Linked DNA regions of Mus musculus: regions 1 and 2 are each linked to region 3. A link is a loop called in an ENCODE intact Hi-C map of the cell type or tissue named here. Cell type or tissue: left cerebral cortex. All regions are shown on one strand. Region 1 has its middle 48 kb from the start of Gm38612. Region 2 has its middle 11 kb from the start of Rimbp2. Region 3 holds the start of Piwil1 (piwi-like RNA-mediated gene silencing 1).

Evidence for each region. Hi-C counts contacts between places; a loop is a spot of excess contacts. Peaks named below come from ENCODE experiments on the same cell type or tissue, not always from the same donor. Only the 100,000 strongest peaks of a DNase experiment are listed, where the experiment ranks them.
Region 1: it touches region 3 in a loop (9-fold over the local background); 15 of 42 quality-filtered maps call a loop at or near these places.
Region 2: it touches region 3 in a loop (4-fold over the local background); 11 of 42 quality-filtered maps call a loop at or near these places.

What each region holds. Positions count from the first base shown.
Region 1 is chr5:128,520,773-128,524,772 of GRCm38, reverse strand. No RefSeq gene overlaps it. Among named protein-coding and RNA genes, the nearest start is that of Gm38612, 48 kb to the left of the region's middle. In left cerebral cortex, a CTCF peak has its summit at 1,895 (motif pointing left); DNase peaks (open chromatin) are centred at 291 and 1,899.
Region 2 is chr5:128,962,534-128,966,533 of GRCm38, reverse strand. No RefSeq gene overlaps it. Among named protein-coding and RNA genes, the nearest start is that of Rimbp2, 11 kb to the right of the region's middle. In left cerebral cortex, a CTCF peak has its summit at 1,991 (motif pointing right); a DNase peak (open chromatin) is centred at 2,026.
Region 3 is chr5:128,732,556-128,736,555 of GRCm38, reverse strand. It overlaps Piwil1 (piwi-like RNA-mediated gene silencing 1), which reads right to left and starts at 310. Exons shown (of 22, transcript NM_021311.3): 1 at 202-310. In left cerebral cortex, CTCF peaks have their summits at 2,366 (motif pointing right) and 3,779 (motif pointing left); a DNase peak (open chromatin) is centred at 2,395.

The DNA.
Region 1 (4,000 bases), 210 kb after region 3:
TCCTTCTTTCTAGTCTTAGGAAAACAAATACTTGATATTCCAAAGGCTGAGTAAACTCATTAGAGGGATCTTGGGCTTCCTGCCTTCGTCCTCTCCACCTCTGGACACATGGGGGCCAGCTCTGTAGCAGGGGGAGGAGCTTAAGGCACTGCCCTCTTATGCTGGGTCCCAGCTCTGCGCCTTCAACTCCTGCCACAGGACGCTGAGGCTGCAATTTCCCCACCCCATCTTGCTTGGCCTGAATTGGCACGCTGCTTCCTGAATTTCTGCCCACGCCAGCACAGGGCAGAGCTGACAGCTACAGTACCAGTGGGCAGACCGTCTCCCGGAAAAAATGGAAAAGCTAGCGCCTGGCAGATTTAGCTACTCCTCTCTTCCCCAGGCCTGGCCTCCCAGGTCCACAAGAGACCATTCTTTTGTGCTAGGCATCTTGCAGTATCTCCTAAGGACAGTAGCACTTTAGATCCGGGTCCACTCTTGCAGGCTCATTAGCAATTGGCTACTTCTTCAAAGACCCTATGCCCAAATGCTGCCAGGGTAGGGGTGCCGGGATAAGGCTTTAGGTGGAGCTGGGAGCAATTTTGCCACGAGGAGAAGTTTCATCAGAGCTCACGAGGGTACAGGGGATGCTTCTGGGAGAAGTTAGGTATAAGGAATACAGATTTGGACCCGTGCAGACTCCAGCTGACTGGAGCACTGACCAAGGCTTGGAGGGAGTAGGAGAATTGCGGCAGAGCACTGGTCCATGGGATGGGGCAGCCACCTCTACAGAAGACACCTCTGATCAGTCGCTGCTTGCCCCCAGGACAAGTTCATCTTGCTGGAGACAAGACGTTCCATGGTCAGGAAGATGGTGTGGGTGTGGGCAGAATCCATCAGTCTCGAAACGTTGACAACTCAGTTTATAAACTATCAGTGGACCATACAAGACATGTCTATAGAGCAGGTGTGTCTCTCAGCCCAGGTTGCAACATGTGGGCTCAGCAGAATTTAAACAGGAAGTGTCAGGGCCGAGGACCTGAGGAGGAGAGGGGTTCCTACCAGGGTGTCATTCCTCTGAGCACACATGGAGCAAATATTATCTGTCCTATGAGATGCTACACATGTGTACACACCTCTTAGGTATGTGAGCATGCATGTGTGTATTTATGCATGCGTCTATGTACATCAGACACATACGCATGCATGTGCACATGAGTATGTGTCTGTGGACATGCATGCATATGCTTATGTGAGCATGTGTGTGACAGTGTAAGTTTGCTTGCACATATACAGAACTGTATAGCATGATCATGTGTGTATTCTTTTATTTTTTTATTTTTTATGTGCATTGTGCTTGTCTGTATGTCTGTATGTCTGTCTGGGTGAGGGTGTCAAATCCCCTGGAACTAGAGTTGCATACAGTTGTGAGCTGTCATGTGGGTGCTGGGAATTAAACAGGGTTCCTCTGGAAGAGCAGCCAGCGCTCTTAGCCTCTGAGTCATCTCTCCAGCCCCACGTATATGTTCTTATGTGTATGTGTGCATGTGTGTGCGTGCATATACCCCATGCACATATGATTGTGTGCTTGTGTGTATATGCATACATGCAATTATACATGCTTGTTCATACTTATGGTGTGCATGCACAGATACAAGCTAATACGTCTGTGTGTGCATACACATATGCAAAGATGTGTGCTATAGGCAGGTTTGTGCTGTGTATGTATGTATGTATGTATGTACACGTGTGTGCGTATATGCTTGTAGCTGCTCCTGAACTGGTACACAGAGCACCTCCGGTCAATTTGCTAAATTTGGGTTGTGGGAAGAGTGTGGAAAAGCACTGGTTTCTGCTTTAATAGCCAAATTTTCCTGTGGTATCAGGGTCTTAAGTTCCCTTTAAACAGTGTGACTGCTGCCCCCTTGTGGCATCTTGTGGACACTGCAGAAAAACCCGGTAATGGTCTCCAGGTGTCTGATGGGGGAAGGTAGCAATAGGGTTGAACTCCCTCAGTAAAGAAGCACCAATGCCCAATTGTTTGCATTTTATGGATCTCAGGTTCAGGGGCAAGCAACAGAGTATGCGGCTAGTCTTCACACAGGGAGGTAACTTTTCTCAGAGTGGATTTTGTGTGGCCTCTGTGCTGAGAGTGTCAGGACAACTGCCCACAGTCTCACTGATAATGCAACCCCTTCAGCTCCCAGCAGGCAGTGTGGGTCAGGGAGACCATGGGGTGGCTGGCATAGCACGAGCATGGGGCAGGGGGTGGGGATTCTAGGAAAGGAGTGACTTAACTGTAAGTTTTCAAGAGAATATGTGTATAACTGTCAGCTGTCATACATCTATCTATCTTTTTTGAGACAGGGTTTCTCTGTGTAGCCTTGGCTGTCCTGGAACTCTGTAGACCAGGCTGGCCTCGAATTCAGAAATCCACCTGCCTTTGCCTCCCAAGTCCTGGAATTAAAGGCGTATGCCTTCTCTACCTGGCTAGCTTCAATTCTTTATTATCAATTTATAATCTATCATCTGTTATCTATCCTTTAATCATCTCTTACCTATTTTTATATAGCTTCAATTCTTTATCTATTATCAATCTATAATCTAACATTTATCATCAATTATCTATTACCTATCTATATCTATATAGCTTCAATTCTTTATCTATTATCTATCTATAATCTGTCATCTATTTATATATCTATCATTTATATAGCTTCTATTCTTTATTATTTATCTATTTATCATCTATCTATCATCTATTATCTATCTATCTTCATCATCTGCTCTCTCTCTCTCTCTCTCTCTCATACACACACACACACCACTGTAGACTAAGCTACACACACAGACACACAGAGACATTTGACTGGAGCAGACAATGACTGGTCTGAGAACGAGACACACAATTATGATCATTACAAACTCTGCCGAAGGCATTCAGTTCTCATAGACTGTTCTCATGGTCTATTTTTGCTGTACAGTGGAATCCATAGGCAGACTCAGGTCCCAGCTGGCCAGGCAGTGTGGATTTGCTGATGAGCCAGCCAGTGTCCTTCTAACATGACTGTGGGTTCATCTCATGTAAGTAAAACTGTTATCTATCACATGGGGAGGTGTGCTTCAGGTCTTTCACCTCCTGGAGAAAGACTCCCAAAGTTCAGGAGTGCGGATGGTGAGCCTTCTCTAGGCAGCTAACCCTCTCCTCTGGGGTCACCCTCAGGTGGAAATGTGGGCCCAGGTATTTGTTTGATTGCCCTTTCTTCTTGCTTGCTGCTCTGGTGTCCCTTCCAGTTAGTCCAGGCCCTGCCTCTCTGTGAGTTCACAGTAAGCTGACCCAAGTAGGTCTCCCTCCTCCTGGGGCTCTGAGTGAGTCCATACTGAAATGATCTGGGCAGATGCTCTCAGTTAAGTTTACAGGAGAGAGAGAGAGAGAGAGAGAGAGAGAGAGAGAGAGACAGAGAGACAGAGAGACAGAGAGACAGAGAGAGACAGAGAGACAGAGAGAGACAGAGAGAGAGAGAATTTGTATAGGCATATGTGTACGTATATGCATGTGTGTGCCTTTGTGTGTATAAGTGTGTCTGTGTGTGCGAGCATTGCATGTGTATGTGAGTTTGTGTTACATGTGTATGTATATGGTATGTGTGTGTGCTGTGTATGCATGTGTGTACTGTATATGCATGTGGTATGTGTGTATGTGTGTGTGTGTTTGTGTGCGAGCTATATACTTGCTTTCACCCTCTCCTCACATAGCTGAAATCCTCAGTCAGGTGCTCCTTTGCTTCCGAGTGGGTCCTCAGAGTGACTGACGTGGCGCCTGTGCCATCCTCCATGTCTTCTAGCATCTGTTCCCAGAGATCTGGACCCGTCAGCTCGACATTTCATTTCTGTTCTAGACAAATGCCTCTTTGTCAGTCAGTCATACTCCTGCCTCAGGACACTCTCACGGACCGCATGGGTGTGTGTGCTTTGCCTTCTGTTGCAGCCATTATCCCAGTCATCTCCCCAGCAGCTGATG
Region 2 (4,000 bases), 230 kb before region 3:
CAACTTTATTACATCTTTCTAGCAAAGCAACTAAGACCAGCTCTTAAAACTTTTCCTAGAATTATTTGAATCAAATCAGGAATTCTGTAGACTCATCCATTCATCTAAACAGCATCAATTCATAACAGTTCATCTTTATGTTGATCTGCAGGAAATCTGATCAATAGGGTGGGTTAATGCCCAGGGATCATTATACTAATTTAATGATTACAGGAAAGGCATATCAGCTACAAGAAGCGATCCTGAAGTGAAGTCTCTTTGGAACCTTGCCGTCGAGATCATCCATCGCAGACCATGCAGAAATGGTGGGCCACCTCCAGGAATGCCACCTGCTAGCCTTACCCTATTCTAGATGGCTCCTGACAAGAGGTCTCTGAGTTCGAGGCCAATCTGGTCTGCAGAGCAAGGTCCAGAACAGCAAGGGCTACACAGAGAAGCCATGTTTTGAAAAACAAAAATAAAACAAACAAAAAAGTCCACCTCCCACCTATTTATATACTTATCATCTACTTATCACTCATCTGTCCATCACACTATCCATCTATCTGTCCATTACATTATCCATCTATCTGTCACCTACCTTCTACCTACCAACCATTTATCATCTATCCATCCATCATCTATTGTTGATGTATCTCTGATCCATCATCTTCATCTATCAGTCATCCAGCGGGTGTATATTACCTATTTAATTGCCTACCAATCATTTATCATCTGTTCCTATCAATCACCTACCACCCATATCTCTCTCATCGTCTATGCGTGAGTTTATCATCTGTCTACCTATCAATTATCTGTCATCTTGCGCTCTGTGTCTCTGTGACTCTGTTACCTGTCCAAGCTGTCTCTTATCTGTCCCATCTGGATCTGTCTATCCAGAGAGAGAAAGGAAGGTGGCAGAGCTGTGGAAGGAGGAAGCTCCAGGACTTTATCCTCAGTGCTTAGATTAGCCCCCTCCCCCAAAGAAGCCCCACCCCCACCCCACCCATGTGGCATGTGGAGGGTGTGGCTACAACTCAGCTCCTCCTAAGCTCTGAGGGTCTGCAGAGCAGGCACTATGACTTGGGTCGCAGGGCCAGTTCAGAGCAGACACGGCATCTGGAGCCATCCGTGGGCAGCACAGGGTCCCAGGAGCCTGGTCCCATGCTTCTGAGGCTAAGTCCCTGACAGTCACCAGAGTAGGGGAGTGCATGCTGGTACCATCTGGAAGGGCGAGCACAGCGTTGGCTGGGACAATCTGCTGTTTTATTTGATAAAAGACACAGTTGTAGAAGAGTCTACTGCAGGACTTCATGGAGACAACCGTCACCCATGGGGACGGCATCGGGTGGCATTGGTTAAGACTGGCCCTGACTCCTACTAGTGGTGGTCAGTACTTCTCCTGGAAGATGATAGGGAACTTGGGAATGGGAGAGACAAGAGATGGATGGACAGAGATAGGCCTCCAGATGACTCTCCGGTGTGACCTTCCTTCCTTTCCAAGCAACTTTGAAATTTATACATGTGTAGGCAAACACTATCCACATAAAATAATAAACTAAAAAGAGTTGAAGCAGAGGCCGGGCAGTGGTGGCGCACGCCTTTAATTCCAGTACTTGGGAGGCAGAGGCAGGCGGATTTCTGAGTTCGAGGCCAGCCTGGTCTACAGAGTGAGTTCCAGGACAGCTAGGGCTACGCAGAGAAACCCTGTCTCGAAATCTGCCTCCCGCCCCCGGCCCCCCCCCCCCCAAAAAAAAGAACTGAAGCAGATATTTCTCTTCTTTCTCTGTTTTGTTTCCCTTTGGTTTTTGTTTGTTTTGTTTTGTTTCAAGCTGGCTTTTAGTCTGAAGACCAAGCTGGGCTTAAACTAATGGTAATCCTACTTTAGCCTCCCAAGGGCTGGGATTGCAGCCCTGAGCTCCGGGTGCAGCCCTGAGCTCTGGGTGCCCAGCCTTTGAATGACTTTGTTTACATCCTGATGAGAGTTCTTGAACATGCCAGGTGAGGGCGCTATTGCTCAGTCACACCCCCAGCTTCACCAGGCTCCTGTCCTCAAGCATAACATTTAGGTGAATCCAGGTGAAGCGCCAGCCCATCCAGGCCCCCCTTGCCTCATATGAAGGGTGCACGGGGAGCCATCTGCAAGTGGAGATGCTTAGCCTTGCCCTCCTCAAGAGACTAGCCTTTGGGACTCTTAGATGGACACCAGCTTCTCTGCCTCAGCTCAGACTGTCACCTCATGTTGCTCACATCCAGCTGTCACGTGCAGCCTGCCACACCGTGATACCCACTCAGGGACTGTGTGAGGTGGGAGGTCTTAACTTTTTTTTTTTCTTTTAAATGAGTTGGTTTCATTCAAAGTGGTACAGAATTCAGAGTACAATGAGGATAGGACAGCAGGCTCTGGCGGGATTCCAGACTGGGTTCACTTTAGATTCACAGCCTAGGTAGGAATTGCTGAACAATAGAGGCATGGAGCCATTGCTCTATTTACTTTATTCATTTTTTTGTTTGTTTGTTTGTTTTTTAAAAAGTTTATTACAGTGTACAACCAACAGGCTCCAGGATAACACTTCATTCTAGTTATCAGGTGGCAAAGATGTTATGACAGGCAATCCAGATGTTTGACAGGTTACAGAATAACACTTCATTCTAGCTGTAGTGGCAAAGATGTTGGGGCAGGGAATCCAGATGTGTAAATAGGAATGGAAGAGGAGGGTCACCATCACCTCAGATGTGAGGAACAGCTTGCTTTTTTCCCCCCCCAGATTTTGTAATTGCACCTGTAGCCAGGGGTCTTCCCCTTGGCTTAGCTCCCTGAGTTTCTTTTGTTCCTCCTTTCGTTTCTGCGTGAAAGCCGTATCTTCCTCGTCCATCCCCTCCGCCTGCTTCTTGGGCTGTTTCGGGGCTTCTTTTTGCCACCCTCATGGCCTGACATGGTGACTCCAGCCCCTTCATCTTACCACTTCTACAGGTCCAGCCTGAAGCAGTCAGGATCCACACTGGTTGTAGCCTCTGTAGGGTACAGTTCAGACACCTGTTTTCTCCAGTGATGCCTTCTGTTTCTGCTTTACCTGATGTTCATAGGGTTTATGCCAGCGGCTCTCAACCTTGCTAAAGCTGTGACCTTTTATGTTGTGGTGACCCCCCCCCAACCATGACATTATTCTCATTGTTACTTTGTAACTGTAACTTTGCCTCTGTTATAAAATGTAATATAAATATTTTTGGAGACAGGGGTTTGCCAATGGGGTTGGCACCCACAGGACGGTTTATGTAGATGGGGCTCTATGTAGTCAGCCTTGGTAACCCTCTGTGGGCCACCTTTGTCTTCTTAACCCACAGAGGTGCACTGGGACCCACCTATAGGATAAATGGAGAGACTCCATCACCCTACATCTGTGGGGAGCCGCCCTCACATTCGCCATTACAAGATGGCGCTGACATCCTGTGTTCTAAGTGGTAAACAAATAATCTGCGCATGTGCCAAGGGTAGTTCTCCACTCCATGTGCTCTGCCTTCCCCGTGATGACAACTCGGCCAATGGGCTACAGCCAATCAGGGAGCAACACGTCCTAGGCGGAGGATAATTCTCCTTAAAAGGGACGGGGTTTCGCCATTCTCTTGCTCCTGAAGATGTAAGCAATAAAGCTTTTGCCGCAGAAGATTCCGGTTTGTTGCGTCTTTCCTGGCCGGTCACGAACGCGTGTAAGATACATCCCCTAACACTCCATCACCTAACATGGCCAGTTGTAGGGCTGCCTGCCCCACCATGTGGGCTGAGGCGCATCCTTCAAACCTGCAAACGGAAACTCCAGCCAGTAGCACCTGAGAATGCCAAAGCCACGTGGCTGCTGGATCTTCAAAGACATGTTATGTTGAAACCAATTCCCACAGTGTGATTACATCTTTCTTGCCATTACAGTTTTTTTCCTTCTTCCTTCCTTTCCTTCCTTCCTTCCTCCCTCCCTCCCCTTCTTTCTTTCTTTCTTTCTTTCTTTCTTTCTTTCTTTCTTTCTTT
Region 3 (4,000 bases):
CCAGGCTTAGGCACAAGGAGAGATGGGGATGAAGCCTGAGAACAGGTTAAGGTGGGAAATAGGCCCAGAACAATAAGGAGGTGTCAAGGTCCAGGCAGAGATAGGTAAAGCTCGAGCATAGAGAGAGGTAGAGACCAAGCCCGGGCCTGGGTACAGGTCTGTCGAGGTCAAGACACAGGTGGGCACAGCTTGGTTCCAGACCCTGATCGTCGTGGTCCAGCAGCGTCCAGTCCTATCCTGGCCCCGTGCTTAGCACGCTTAGGTCCGCAGTCCCTGAGGCTCCTCACGCCACCCCCTGCAGCAGGCTTCTCGCGGGCGCAGGGGCTGCCACCACCTCGCACTGCTGCTGCACCTGCTGCGGCACCTGCTAACAGCCCCAACTGCCAGATCCCTCCGCCCCACCGCCCAGGCCTCGGCCGAGCTACCTCCACAGACCTCTGGGTTAACGGCGAGGTGGACACGTGCTGGGCCCTGATTGGCTGCCACGTGGGTGGCGGTTTTGTGTGGGGCGGGGTCTCGAGACCACACCCAAGCCCCATTCTTCTTGGTCCTTGCTCCAGGTGCGAATCCTCCTCACTCAATGGTGGCCCTTCCAGCGTCTTGCAGAGAAAGAGTTGGGACTCCATCTCTGGCTGGCCTTAAAAGTCGCAAGCCATTCCACCCCTGAGACGTATGAGGTTTGAAGGAAAGCCGAAAGGATAAGTCGTTTTCCAAATTTTCATTTTTCCAAATTCTTGGAGTAGGTGACTGGTTCGTGCCAAGCGAAGATGAGGCAGGTTCGCGCCACTTGCTGCAGTATCGCCACAGGACACGTTAGAGTCACCCTGTGCCAAAACCCACTGCAGATGAAATTGAGGTGGCGTGATCAGGTGCGAGTCTCTGGTCCAAGCAGTTTCACGTGATCCATAAGCAGCTATGCAGGTCCACCCTGAGTTAATTGGTCTTAACATCCTATTTCCTCATGGAATCAACACACCAGTAAAAAAAAAAGGGGGGGGGCATTATAAAACAAAGCAGAGCCCCTCACCTCGTTCTAGCCGCAGGATATATGGGATATACGACAAAGTTACCTTTCCACAGATGGCAAGCTCGCTGTAGCAGGAACCTGACAACCTGAGAATCAAGATGGCTCCTGGCTTGTAGTGTTGAGTTAGCTAAATAAATAAATAAAGGGAAGTGGATATGTCTTCTTTAGCATGTTTGGCATCTGTCTGAGATTTTTTGGATCATTTTTGCTATCTAAATATTTGCGTATACCAAATGAGGTTGTCTTGTGAGTGAAATAAAACCATGGAATTCACTCTAGTTTCAAGCTTACCTTAGAAACAGACTAAAGGTGATTTTATGCCAGGTCTTTAGTGTACCTGCATTCTGGGGCCATCTTGTGGGGTCAACTGTGGGATTCCCTACTAGTGACATGTCTGTTTTCATGTTGATTTTTGAAGCACTTCAGACTTGGAGGTTTCAGAATAGGAATATTTAATCTATAGACATGGTTTTCTCTCGGGCTTGCTTGAAAGTTCCACTTAGAAAGCAGATGTTACATTTACTAATGAGGAAATATACTTGCCAGGAGCTGGGAGGGGTGGGGTGATGGATTCTCAGCCCCATAATCTCCTACTAAGTGAAGGGGACAGGTTAGATTCTATTGTTTTCCATGTTAACCTGAGTGTAAAAAGCCATTGGAAAAGCTTCTGAAAATTAGAGATTTCCATACATCCCTGATTTGGTAAATTTGAGAAAGGAGGAAAGAATTTCCTTTTTTGAAGTATCGGCATTCTTTGGGTATGGGGGAGCATGCCCAGCATTCTGGAGGTGGAGGCTGGAGGACTGGGCGGTGTATGTGTGTGTAGAATTAGCCTGGTGTGTGTAGGGAAAGAAAAAAATAAAGCTAATCTCATTCACTCTTAGAGAGTTAATGAGAATGGTGGCACAAGCCTTTAATGCCAGCACTCAGGAGGCAGAGGCAAGTGGATCTCTGAGTTCCAGGACAGCCAGGACTATTCAGAGAAACCCTGTCTTGAAAACAACAACAAAAGAAAGTTAATGAGAAATGCCAAGATATTGGCACAAACAGTAGTTTGAAGGTTTGAAGAACACATAGATTCATCTTGATGGCTCTTTTTTTTTTTTTCCTTTTTCCTTTATTTTTATTTTTATTTCTTTGAGATAGGGTCTCTGGTTGGTTTTAAACTTGCTACGTAGACCAGGTTGGCCTCGAACCTGCAATGATCCTCCTGTCTCTGCCACCAAAATGATGGGATTATAGACCCAGAGCCTTCACTTTGTAAGCCCTAGAAGTCACAATCTGAAAAACAGCTCAAACTCTTCCACGGGTGACAAGCAAGCTGTTCCACAACGGCACCACTAGATGGTGCCGTAACGCAAGAGACTGCCATTCACATATTTCCTGCGAGAACAATCAGGTCCTGAAGGGACAGCAGTGGGAGGGATGGCAGCTGTGGAGTGAGGGACTGTACAGGAAGCACCAAATGGTTCTAAATACCTGGGAAGTGTTACCACAAGCTGCAGGCAATGCATTGCTCAGTTTCCCTAGCAACAAATGCATCTGATGTCACAAAGTGCACCCTGAGTTTAAAAATACCCAGAGAGGAACTAGGGGAGTTTCATAATTGAAACTTCTCCTTATATTGTCAGCTGACCAGAACCCTAAAAGTATTAGTTATTAGGTCCATCAATACCTTCACAGATATGGTAGCACATGCCTGCAACCTCAAAACTTGGGAAACTCAGACAGAAGGCTTGTTCCTGCTAAGGCAAGCCTGGGACTACATAGCAAGAACTTGACCAAAAAGCCCAAGACAAAACAAAAAACCCATAAACAAGCAAAACCCCAAAACAACAAACACACACACACACACACACACACACACACACACACACAGGAAACAAGTCCGGTGTGGTGCATGTCTTTAACCCTAGTTCTCGGGAGACAAGGCAAGTAGATCTGCAGGGTGCAGGGACCTTATTGTGAGAAACCCTGCCTTGGTGTATGAGAAGTTCCAAGAGGGGCAAAGGGTTGGTGGTGGGGTGGACGCTGTGGGGATCCTAGGATGCACAAACAGAGATGTGAGACCTTAGTCTCAGAGGTATAGGGGTGGGGCTGGGATGGAGAAGAAGAGTCCTCCAGGAAGAGAGACTCATGGGCTTAAACTACGATATTAAATATATATATATATACATATATATATATTGTAAATGTATCATAGATGTACATCACAGATGTATTTAGATTTTATCACAAAGTTATGAATGCTATGAGGCTTTACAAATCGTTCCTTAAACGTGGCCTTGTTCTCATTATTTCTGTCATTTCTTTTCTGTGTCAACCACTTTTTCTTCCTTACTGGAGACTCGATCTTTCAAATGAAGGGGAAATGCTCTTCCAAACCAAGTAGACATGAGCTCTGCATTAGAGTTCTATACCGGTTACACTTCCCTTGCTATGGTATGACATCATAACCAAAAGCAACTTAAAGACCGAGTTTATTTTGGCTTTTGGGTCCAGAAAGAGAATCTCCTCATGGACGGGAAGACATGACAACAGGCAGGGAAAACATGGTGACAGGAACAAGAAACTGGCTGATGACATTTTTTTAAAAAAAAATCTGTATACCGGAAGCAGAGAAAGAACAGAAAGTACAACCAACCCTGCTAGACTATAAACCCTAAAGCCCACCCCCAGGGGCAGACTTCCACTAACAAGGCTCCACCCCCTAAAGGTTACACAACCTCCCTAAACAGCACCACCTACTGGGGACCCCTATGAGTGCAGTTCGAATTTGGCTTCCACTAATCCACTTTAAGGGCGACTGTACCCGCATCAGCCCCTAAGGGAAACTAATTAATTATGAAAAGCTAATGTCAGGAGAGCAGGCTTGTGAGGCAACCACAGAAATACCCAGTTGTGTGGGTATTATGCAAGGTAGCATAATTTATGGTGCACGTCATAGCAATTTTCGGTCATTAAAAAGATGCA